Linked DNA regions of Homo sapiens: region 1 is linked to region 2. Evidence: chromatin contacts called from ENCODE Hi-C or POLR2A ChIA-PET data. All regions are on one chromosome and are shown on one strand. The core of a region is the stretch at or near the end of the contact, and the rest is flanking DNA. Distances in the headings are between cores, read along the strand shown.

Region 1 (5,818 bases), core at 92-2,591, 480 kb before region 2:
GTTTATACCTTCATTTATACCTGTTGTTTGTTTTTATCCAAGCACCACAACTGCTTTTAGTTACTATATCTTTTATTTTTAAAATCTGGAATAGCTCCCTTTTTGTTTTTTTTCTTTCTGTGTCAGAGACATTTTTGAAGTATTTATGTCACCTTTACAGAATGTTCATCAATTGGCTTTTGTTAGATTGTTTCCTCAAATTTGACAGTTTTAAAGAAACACTGCATCCATGATACTGTCTGAACCAGTGCATCACATCAAGACACATGATTGACACAATAATGCTGTGTGCCACTCGCTGCATCACAGCAGGACACATGAGGCACATATGTGCTGCTGTGCATTCCTCAGTGAATATTGCAGGACGTGTGGGTGGGGCCAGGTGTTGTCAAGGTCCCGGCAGGTCGCTCTGCCCTCTAAACACAATGGCTGGATGGGCGGTGGACACCTGCTCTGCGGAGCCTGGGCAGCAGCTGAAGATGATGTGGGGAGGGGCTGCTCAGCTGGGGCTGGAAGGTGAGGACAGGGCTGGGCTGGCCGCCTTGTGGAGATAGCAGGACTTGTTGAGGGAAAGTCAGGCCAGGGATGCAAACCAAAGCCTGAGGAGAAACTGCAGGGCCGTGCATGGCCTCAGCTCCCTTTCTGAGGCTCCGTTGATGTGAGTGCTTTCAACAAGCCCTCCAGGGAATCTCTGCTGCTTGCAACCAAAAAGTAGTGACCACTGGAAGAGCCAGCCCCTGCGAGAGGACAGAGGCATGGCCGCCATCAAGAGGCAGGCAAACCCCAGAGAAGGAGGCCACGGACTTGGCAGTGGACGACCGGTGTGCGATCTCAGTGCCACAGGTTACTGGTTTTGTGGCAAGATGTGTACCTGCTGACAGCATGGCTTCCTCGTCTGCAGAGTGTGACAGTGACATTCCCTGCCTCATTAGACGTTAGGATACAGTGAGGCGCCGTGCTCAGCCCCATTCTGGCACGTAGCATCGATAAACACCAGCTCTTACCGGACCGTTCCCTTATGCTGGGAGGAAAGAAACGATTTGGATTTCCTCTGTCTAGAAGTCCAGCTATCTGCATGTGTGTTCAGAGGACGTTCTCGTATCTCAGGAGTGAAACCAAAGCATCCTGTACATCTTTCCCCCACCCCCACTCATAGCCTCGGATTCTCTGCACAGCTTTAGTAAAGGAGCTGATGGGGAATCGGATGCCTGACCCCGAGTCCTCACTCTGGGGCTCGAGCTTAGGATAACTTCAGGTTCAGCTGAGGCCTCTGAACTGTGACTCCGCCCCGTGGCCGCATGCGTCGGAACTCCTACCTGCCCTTTGCCCTTCTCGAGGCCGGTGCTTGACTGGAGGAGGGCTGGCAGCAGAAGTGCAGCTGACCGGGTTGCGTTTTCGTACGGCTGACTAAAGCGGATACCGGTGGCGACTCATTTCTCGTTTTATTTTTCAACGATTTGGCGGAGAAGCTCCTCTTGTGAATGGACTTTGGATTTCTTGGAGCTGCGCTGCGGGTCCCACAGTGTGGCTTTCGGCCCGTGCTGTGCTGGCGCCTGCACTTCCTCTGGCGGGGCACGGGGTGGCGCTCCCTGGTAAAGCAGCGGCCAGGGGGAGCCGTGAGTGAGGCGCTGCCTCTCCCGCTGAAGCGGGTTCCAAGGCCACCGTGAGGGGGACCATCCATCCAGGTAAAACGTGTTCTTTCCTTGTTCCTTTGCGAATCGATGGGGATCAGGCTTCCCCAGGTGGTGAAGTGAGGAACAGGGACCGCGGGGCTCGCCTGACCAGTGGGGTCTCCATCCTTGTCCGTGCTGACAAAAGACAAGAACAGACAGCGCCTGAAATCTTCCCGCCTCCGTGAGGGAAGCCTGCGTCTGGGAACGCGCCGCAGGGAAGTGATCCCTGAGTGAGGGAGGAGGTGCCGGGGCATCATTAATCAGACCTCAATGCCGGGAAGGTTCTTTGTTTAAAGAAACACTCATGTTTAAAGAGCACTTGGTGCGGACTTGCTGTGGCCATCGCCCTCAACAGCTCATCTTTAGGAGGTGCAGGCTGAATTCACGCCTCGGTGTCGTCCATGTCTGCCTGCCGCGCAGAGGAGACAGCGAGAGGCCTTCCCACCGCACGGCTTTTACGGGAAGCTCTTCGCATTGGCTACAGGGGTGTGGTTTGGTTTATAGCCACACCAAGTAATTTTAATAGAACTCAATAACTGTGTTGCCTTGCAGGCTCCGAGTGCTACAGGCAGACCCGAGTCCGAGTCTTCCTACGGTTCATTGTCCCCCCCTGGATTTCCTAGGGACTCCAGATACGATGGCATCGATGTCAGTTAACTTGGCACTTCTTAAAATAGATCTATGATCAAATCTTAAGTTTTTCCGAATAAGACTCTGGAGGAATGCAGGAAGGTCATTTGATTACTTTAAAATAAGAGGATTTTATGTTAAAATATTGAAAAAGCCAGTCATAAAACTAAGCTCTGTACCAATGAATATAGTTCGCGAAGCCAGCAGCACAGGCTTATTATTATAAATATCAAACACCACCATTATGAGTAAGCTCATTTATTTTCAAAGCACTTTGCGATCATTAATTGTTCACGTCTGTGAATACCCCCTGAGAGACAGTATTATTAACTGCATTTGAAAGGAAGAAAACTAAGGCACAGAAAACCCGTAATTCATTGTCCTGAGGGGAAAAGGAGACACCAGGAACACGGCTGTCCTTTCGCTGCATCTTCTCTTTGGTAGAGATCCAGGGACATCTGGAACATCCACCCTCTTTCTCCCACTCACGGCCATGCCACCACCTAGTGCCTCACTGACATTTCCTCTCAATCTCAGGATAATCACATCGATGTAACACTTGGCAGGTTTGTTATCTCAGTGTCTATTATCTCAAAAATTAATCCTAATAGCAACCTTAGAAAGAGGCAATATTAGCCCCATTTCATAGGAAAATGAAGGATCAGTGAGAAAGTGACAGGTCTGTCACTGGCAGTGCAGGGCAGGGCCATTGTGGTGAGTCAGGCCTCGGCTGCAGGTCTGAGTTTATGCCATTGCCCCCATCTGTGGGGTCTAGGAGGCTGTTGTCTAAGCAGAAGGCATGACCCATCAGGGGCCATGGGTGGTGGGCACAGAATTGAGTCATCTGACTGCCTTCCCACCCACCTGTATGTGTTCTTTGTTTTATTTAAGTCCTGTGAGGGTAGTTTAGGACCTTGTCCCTTCCCACAGCATAGCACAGAAAATTGGGCAAGTCCAGACCATGACTAAATCCACTTTAAAAAACCCACCCCCGCTGAGACCGGCGGATTCTCTCCCTCCCCACTTGAGATATGATGTTGCCTTAAATGGTCCAGCAGTCGCGGAGCCTCAGGGGGCCTCTCTGCCTTAGTTGGTGCATTCCAGTGCTGCTCGGTCTGTATTTCCAGATCTTGCTTTTATCCTTTTATTTTCTAGAGTAATTGATAATTCCAATCTATCTGGCCTGCATGAGATTTATAAAATAAATGGACAAAATAGAAAATAAATATTTTATGGAGCCACCACTGTGTGCAAGACATTCTGCTAGGGAGGCTGAAGGGTCCCACAGCTTCTAAGGACCGGTCCCTGGCCTAATGGAGCTCACAACAGATTGAGAAGGGAGGAGGGACACCGCTGACACAGCCCACGCTGCCCAGTGCCGGGTGCAGGAGAGGCAGTGGATGCAGGGGATTGTGGGCAGGGTGTGCTGGGCCTGGGCCCTGGCTCCCTTTGGGAGCCTCATGGCCGCTCTGCTGTCTTCCTCCGTGCATGGCCTGGGCCGCATTGTGTGCTGTGGAGTTATTGGATCAGACCTGGATGCTGCAACCCAAGGAGAGAGAGGAGGACAGAGCCCAGGAGAAGAACAGCACTCGGCAGCCTGACCCCTAAAAACCAAACACAACAGAAACCAAGCCAATGGCGATGGTTGAGAAGAACCAAGCCAGCGTGTAGGGGAGGCTAGGGTGGCACCCTGGGCATCCAGGGTGGAGGGACTCGAGGAAAGGAATGACCGGAAACACAGCTGGGGAGGCCCGGAAGGCCGGGGGCTCAGGCTGAACTCTCTTGGGGTTCCCAAGGGGCTGACGGGGAGTGAATTGTCAGAGGTGGTCAGAGCCACAGATTCCTGGGGGACATGTACTGTGGCTCAGGATGGAGAAAAGGTGGGCTGAGGTCGGGACGGTCGGTGCAGGTGGGTGCACGAAGGCGTCTGGAGGAGGAGAAAGCTTTACAGCCAATGTCCTGGAGGGGCCGCAGACAGGAGGCACCAGGTGCTGGAAACCCCAAGCTGTTCCTTTTCATCGACGAAGAGGGGAGTGGGAAACATAGGGCGAATTTCAGAGTCTACTGTAAAGAGGAAGGATTTACCTGCCATGGTGTTGCTGGGTGATCTGGGCAAAGCTAGGGGAGCTGGTTTATGAGAAGTGAAGAGATAGGGTGGGGAGGAGGAGATCTGGACCTGGGCTTGGGAAATGTGAGGGGATCCAACTGCGAGAGACCAGAGGCACCCTCAGGACAGTGGAGCCCAGTTCTTTTCTCTGCAAATAAATCTCAGTTTTCCACATCTCAACATGTGAGGCAGCTCACCCTAGTTTCTTGTTCTTTCTCTAAGAGAGTTTGGCCTTCCATTGCCTACAAATGGGAGAAAAGCTAATGGGGCTCACGTACATGGAGGGGAGTTCAGGATGAGGCTGGTGGTTCAGGCATCCTGTGAGCCCAAGGGGATGCCACCGGCCTTGTGGTGCTTACAGAGACATGCGGCAGCTGTGATCCACATTGAGGGTGAGAAACAAGTGTGAGACTACAGACACCTGAGAGGCACTGTGGGGGCAGCACCCCGCAGGCAGAGGCAAACGGTGGGCCTGCGGTTTCCCTTCCCATCTGGTGTCTGCTGGTGGCTGGCAACCCCATGCCAAGACCTTTGGTGCCTGCGCTGTCCCCACCCCCTTTTACCCAGGGCCCCTGATGTGCTCGGCTCTGCCTGGCATGAATCCCAACAACTCACCCTGCCTCCTGCTTGTGCGAAATGTGCAAACGTGAACTTGCCCAGTATTGAAGAGCTCAGGACCTTGAGTTCCGAGAGCCAGGGAGGAATACTTTGTTGTTCTTTAGACCCAACAAGCCAGATCTGTTAACGCCAAACCTTCATTCCCAAGACAACCCTCCCTTTTGATGGCCCTAAGGTGCTGCCCCCTAATTTCATGACTTCTGCCACTGCAAAAGCTTCCCAAATTCGTACTGAGGCCACGCCTTTCAGAGTGGATGCACGAAGGAGGGCGGTTCATCGGAAGTGAATCTGAGATTAAACCCATGTATCTTAGCTCCCCAGTGCTCCCCTTCATCATTTCTAGAACATACGTAATAGCATGTCCTGGTCTTCTTGGTGGTCTCCTTAGGGATATAGGGGAAGGGCAGTTTTCATATCAACTTTCTTTATGTTACCATGAATTAGCTGCTTGCTGAATAAACTTCTCAGACAAAAATCCCACACTTCCCGAGTATTCGCCCTTCCACACCACAGTCACTTGCTCTAGTGTTTGCACACAGTTACATTATTATCAAAACTGCAGTTCAACTAAATGCTCCAAGTGCAGGTGAAGGTCTGTCCTCAAGGTGCTGCTTGAAGCAGGTGACTGGAACAGTTCCAGGTCCCTGCTGTTCTGGGGTGTCAGCATCAGCTCCGTTCAGGGGTGACAGACAGCAAGGCCCCAGCCGGGAGAGGCCAAGGGGACGGGAGTGAGAGGGAGAGCTCAGAGGCAGGGCAGGAGCCTCAGGATGGGAGATGCCAGGGCCTTGGC
Region 2 (5,788 bases), core at 1,714-4,213:
GAGCCTGCTGCTACTAGCGATCCCAGTTTGGCAAACACCGGGGCCTCACTTTGTCTCTTGTGTGGGGAATGCACACACCTCACATCTGTCTCACGGACCATAAACGCTCTCCCGAGAATCATGTTGACTCTGCTCACCGAGCCCAGGCCCAGCACAAAGACACACCATAAACACCTGCGGAGGGAGCGTGGCCCAGCCCAGGGACTCTGGGGCTCCCAGAAGACAGGGCCCTCCCCCAGCCATGCCGGGAATGCTGCGTGACAGCGGATCAGGAAATGGGGCAGAAGCCCATGAAACCCTCGGAGTCAGGTCACCAGGGCGGGTGCTCGCCCACCCCCAACGCCTGAGGGTGACATTTGACAGTTTACACACAGTCTCTGAGCGCCTGTTTTAGCCTAGGTTTGTAAAGGAGTCAAGAATTCATCTCAGAAAGCTGCCAGTAGACAACCAAATGCTATTTCAAAGCAACTGCAGGGGTTAGTAATTGAGATTTTTTTTATCCCTCTAACTTGCTACTTCCCTAGTTCTGTGGCAGGCCTCTTGACTCAGCTTATAAATACTAAAACTGTTGCTGTAATAAGAAAAAACAAGAAACATTCCTTGAATATTTCAGAGCAAAATGCTTGTGAAAGCCCTTGGTTTCCCCACAGAAAATGTATTTAAAAGAAGAAGAGCCGTGAATCGGTGGCAGCTGCTCCCAGCACCTGTTCCCCGTTCCCATCATTGAAGTTCTCGTGGCATTTTGGAAAGAACTGAGCAGTTTTCCTAGAGAAATACTCTGGGTTCTCGATTACACAGTTGACTGCACTCAACTGTTGGCTGAGACAAAGGGGCCTGAGAGGTGTATCCGTGCACAGAGCTCCGCACCCTGAAACCGCTCAGGGCATGGACCGCGGTGACGTGCCGCCTCCCTCCCAGTGCCCACTGAAGCGTCCTGCTCCCTTCTTCGCACAGATGGCAGTGTGGGGCCAGGGGACGTGTGGCATCATTTGCCCATGCCATTTTCACTTTGTTTTTTTTGTTTGTTTTTGTTTTTTTGAGACAGTCTCACCCTGTCACTCAGGTTGGAATGCAGTGGCACAATCTCAGCTCACTGCAACCTCTGCCTCCCAGGTTCAAGCAATTCTCCTGCCTCAGCCTCCCGAGTAGCTGGGATTACAGGTGCACACCACCATGCCTGGCTATTTTTATTTTATTTTATTATTATTATTATTTTTGAAATGGAGTCTCACTCTGTCACCCAGGCTGGAGTACAGTGGCATGATCTCAGCTCACTGCAACCTCTGCCTCCCGGGTTCAAGCAATTCTCCTGCCTCAGTCTCCCGAGTAGCTGGGACTACAGGCACACACCACCACACCCAGCTAATTTTTGTATTTTTAGTAGAAACAGTGTTTCACCATGTTGACCAGGCTGGTCTCAAACTCCTGACCTCAAGTGATCTACCCACCTCGGCCTCCCAAAGTGCTGGGATTACAGGCGTGAGCCACCACGCCCGGCCACCTTCTTCACTTTCATAGAATGTCTGGACTAAGTCTTCAAGGCACAAGGGCATCAAGCTCTAATGAGCACACGGGGGCACCACTGCAGATGGCCAGGGGGCAGGCGGAGGCCACCATGCACCCTCCCTCTTCATCGGCTCGCAGCCCCTCCTGGGGAGCTCTCGCTGCCATCACAAGCTGAGAGGCTTACAAGACACACATTCATCCCCTCACGGTTCTGCAGGTCAGGAGCCTGACAAGGGTCCCACTGGGGTAAAAAACCAAGGCTTGGCCAGCCTGGCTCCTTCCGGAGACTCCGAGAGAACCTCTTCATGTCTCTTCCCGTTTCCAGAGGCCACACATTCCTGGGCTCCTGGCCCCTTCCCTGTCTCTGAGCCACACTGCATCTCCAGCCTCGCTGACCCACCCCTGCCGCTGCCGAATTCCTCCCTCTGTCCCCTGTACAGACCCTGTTCTTCCACTGGGCTCCCCTGGGGAATCCAGGCTAATCCACATCTCAGGGCCTGGGGCTTAATCCACAACGTGCTGTTGGCTCTGGGGTCGGGAGGTTGGGGAGGCCGTGCCCGGGGGCCTTTCTTCTGTATTCCACACCATTGATCCACATCATGTTCAAATGATCTCCTAAATGGAATGGCTTCCTATCAACCCACGTCACTGGCTTCACCCCACTGTTACCAGGAGCTGGTTCTTGTTGGGCTCTGGAGGCCAAGAAGGGGCTCCTTCCCTCTGCCCATCAGCAGGTTGCTTGGCACGGTAGGGTGGGTGCCCCCGTGAGACACAGCTTGGGAGCACGAAGCGGCCGCAGGCCCTGGGCCCGGGCTACGGGCTGGGGAGGAGGGAGGATGAGGCGTGCAGACACTGAAAGGGCGGCTGCAGAGACTTTTTTGTCCAGAAGTAACCCAGAGCGAGCAAGTCCCTGTGGGTGAGGACCACGCATGCCCGGTTGGCGCTGATGTGTGGGAAAACGACAAATGGTGCAAGCCACACGGGTCACGTGCGTCTCCTGTGCTAATCGTGGATTTTCATTTCCTCCGGAGACCCAAATGAGAAAGTAAAAGTGTATGCAGGAGTCAAACCCACTTTCTAGAATGTGGTTAATTTCTAGAGGCAGCTGGGTTTCCTGTGGAGAAGACAGGTTTGCCTACGCAGCGTAGAGAGGAGACGGCTGTGTGGGCTCCAGCCCCAGGGGAAGTAGGGCCCGGGGGTCACCGCGAGGAAGCTCCATCGGCCGCGGCGGCTCTGTGGAATCTGAAGCGCGTGGTCTCACGGCCACCTCCCCCTGCACCAGCCGTGTGGCCCAAGGTGATGTCTGTGTGCCTTGGTTTCCTGATGCGTAGAACGTAGCCAGCTGGAGGACAGGGGGGCTGTCGGGTTCTTTGTGTGGAGGTCTCCAGAAGGCTGTTCGTGCTGTAGGCAAATTCCACAAGACCTAGGAGCCAGGACCCCAGGTGCCTTGATGCTGGAGGGAAGAACCTGGCTGAGACGCACCTGCAACTGTTTGGAGCTGGTGACCTTGGGCCCAGCACACCCTCGCTGCTGGTGGACACAGCCCCTCACAAGCAGCTGCGAGGCCCTCGGGCAGTGGCATGGGCGCCGTCGCTTCCTGCTAACCCCACATCCTCATTTCCCACGCTTCTCCTTCCACCTTCCATGATCACTGGGACCTACTGCCTCAGGAACCGCCTCAGAGGGACAGAGGGAAGCAGACCACCCTTTTCTTCAGAGAGTTCATGGCCCAGGGAGGGAACGCTGGCTGGGGACGATCACAAAGCCTCTCTGGTGCCCGGCCAGCGACAGGGACCCTCGGGGCTGCGGGGGGAGAGGACGCCCCTGCCCTGGCCGCACAGGGTTGGGTTAGAGGTGAGCTGGGGCCGGAGAAGCCACGGGAGCCATGTGGCGCCTTCTCAGGAGGTGCTCCCGCAGCTTCGCCTCCTCTCGTCTTCCGTGCGCAGGGAGGGACCAGCCCAGTGACAGCTGGGAGCAAAACTGGTCACCTCCCCTCGGGCTCTGGGCAACTGTCAACCTGCAGCTTTGAGTCTCTCCCCCTGGAATCTTCTATCTGGGGTATGATAATGTTATTACATACGTTGGTTATTTACAGCACAACATGAAAAGGCAATTTGTAAGGACTGGTCCGTCTAATCGGGGCGAATCACCAGTCTTCTGAGGCATCGTATTGAGTTTAGTTTCCGACTGATTGCTAAATGCCTTCACGCTGCGTGGATATTGCCCAGCTCTGCCTCCCTTGCTGCAGGTGCCCTGTGGATGCTGAGCTTCCACGGAGGGGCTGCTGCCCCCTCTGCCCCCACAGCTCAGCTCGAGTTCACCAGTGGGGAAGGCCGAGGGCCTGTGGAACGAGGGCTCCGTTCCCCCACCGCAAGGAGTGAACGGCACCGAGGTTCCCGCCGCCGAGCCGCAGCGCTGTGCAAGCCCCCGATGGGCGACGGACACCAGGCCCCAGCCCAACGCGCTTCCTTTGGCTCCTCCTGAACTGGGGGGGGGGCCTCGCACCCGCCTTGCCAGGGCCCTGGCATCTGTCTCACTGGCCTTTCTCACCTGGTATTCCAGTGAGGAGGGTGCTTCAGTTTTACTCCCTTTGAGAGGCAAGATCTTCTCAACCCACAAGAAGAGGCGACCAGGTCCTGGGTGACTGTCGAATAAGCCTGGTCCAACTGGGAACAAGTCTTCTGGGCCCTAATTTCCCACATGGTGTTCTTGTCTGACAAAATCACAGCCTTCCACGTTCAAGAATCTTCATTCATCTCTCTCTTTCAGCGAATGTTCCCTAAGCTCTCCCATCACTGAGCACTGCTGCCAACAGCCCAGCTGCATGCTACCACTTTGGTTTGATGGAGAGAAGGGCTCAGAACCTCGTGCAAGTGGGAGGCAAGCACAAGTACAAAGGCATCTTCCGGAGCCAAGGTGGGGGCGCAGAGGGCCTGTCTCAGTGAGATCCCACTGTCTTCCAGGGTTTGCCACCGCAGCAGTAAGCCCTGGAGTGGCCCCACACCCTAAGATCCACGGGGGAAAAGGTGGATGTCTCAGCATGGGTTTGTAACATTGTTCTCTTAAATAAGCAGAGGATGCAGAATTAGGAGCAAGCATTCCGAGGGGTGGCCAGCTGTGGCTTCCGAGGGGCACCTGACCTCCCATCTGCCTTCTGAGCACCAGCTGCCCCAGGTGAGGTGTGTGGAGTTCCACAGCTACGATGAGCCGTCGCCATGGAGAACAGCAGCTCACGATTGCTTTGATTTAAATTGAATTAAGGTGAAAATGAATCAGGGCATAACTCTCTTCTTTCAGCCAGACGTCTTTCTGAACCGGTGTATATATGACTTAAAAAAGTCACGAGGGTTTTGGGCCCAGGGATCAGGCAGGAAGGAAAGGCAGTGCCGTGCAAGGAGGGGTGGGTTAGAAATTGTATCCAGAACCGCTGTGGCTTGTACTGAAGGAAGAAACTTCGTAGTTCTGCTTCTATTTCTACCACAACACCAAGGAAGGTGTGTGGGGTGGGGAGCAGGTACACACAGGTCCTTGGTATTACCAGTGGTCCAGGATTGTATAATTCCGCTTATTCTACCCATCCCACAGCCTGACCCTGACTCAAGTCCTGCAGCCCCTTGGTGCCCTGAGCCCCCTCCCCTGCCTGTTCCTAAGCAATCAATCACCCTAAGACCCCGTTCTAGGTTTCAGCAGATGATGACGAGTTAATCAGACAAATAAGCCATGGGGTAGGCAGGGGTTGTGGGTGCTGCTTCCTGGTCCCTCTGGCAAACCAGAAGGGAGCTGCCTCCCTGCGGTCCCCACCCTGTCTCCAAGCTTCCCAGCAGAGCCCCACATCCAGCAACTGGGCCCAGCTTTAACCAGACGGAGGAGCAGCCTGACGTCCTGCCAGCCCCAGAGACAGATGTGGGCACAGGAAGGGAAGGCAGGGAGGAGAGGAAGCCAATAAAAAGTGTTAGCATCCGTCAGGGTGACCCTTTGCAGAACCTGCGTCAGCCTGAGGACGCAGGGAAAGGCTGCGCGGGAGAAGCCGCTGTTAGCATCTGCCAGGGTGACCCTTTACAGAAACTGCGTCAGCCTGAGGACGCAGGGACAGGCTGTGCGGAGAAGCCGCTGTTAGCATCCGTCAGGGTGACCCTTTACAGAAACTGCGTCAGCCTGAGGACGCAGGGACAGGCTGTGCGGAGAAGCCGCTGGCCTTTGCCGCTTGAAAGCTGGGTCCCTGCGGCCTCCTCACCCCAGGGCTCCCTCAGAGAAATTCTCATAGAACCCCTAAGCAATACGC

What was found. Hi-C counts contacts between places; a loop is a spot of excess contacts on that map. ChIA-PET counts read pairs that join two places held with the same protein, here RNA polymerase II (POLR2A). Pooled maps may share reads with other maps.
Region 1: a map of Caco-2 shows a loop between it and region 2 (3-fold over the local background). The contact joins the promoter of LINC00574 here to the promoter of LINC01624 in region 2. A Hi-C loop is called at or near these places in 4 of 168 maps with a recorded cell type or tissue (Caco-2, IMR-90, natural killer cell and 1 more) and 6 of 50 pooled maps. POLR2A ChIA-PET finds 5 or more read pairs at or near these places in 1 of 52 experiments (activated CD4-positive, alpha-beta T cell).

What each region holds. Positions count from the first base shown.
Region 1 is chr6:169,788,732-169,794,549 of GRCh38, forward strand. It overlaps LINC00574 (long intergenic non-protein coding RNA 574), which reads left to right and starts at 1,342. Exons shown (of 3, transcript NR_026780.1): 1 at 1,342-1,685. It overlaps LINC00242 (long intergenic non-protein coding RNA 242), which reads right to left. Exons shown (of 2, transcript NR_026781.1): 2 at 59-2,387.
Region 2 is chr6:170,269,511-170,275,298 of GRCh38, forward strand. It overlaps LINC01624 (long intergenic non-protein coding RNA 1624), which reads left to right and starts at 2,964. Exons shown (of 2, transcript NR_104177.1): 1 at 2,964-5,788. The region is part of intron 2 of LOC285804 (a long non-coding RNA gene); the gene reads right to left.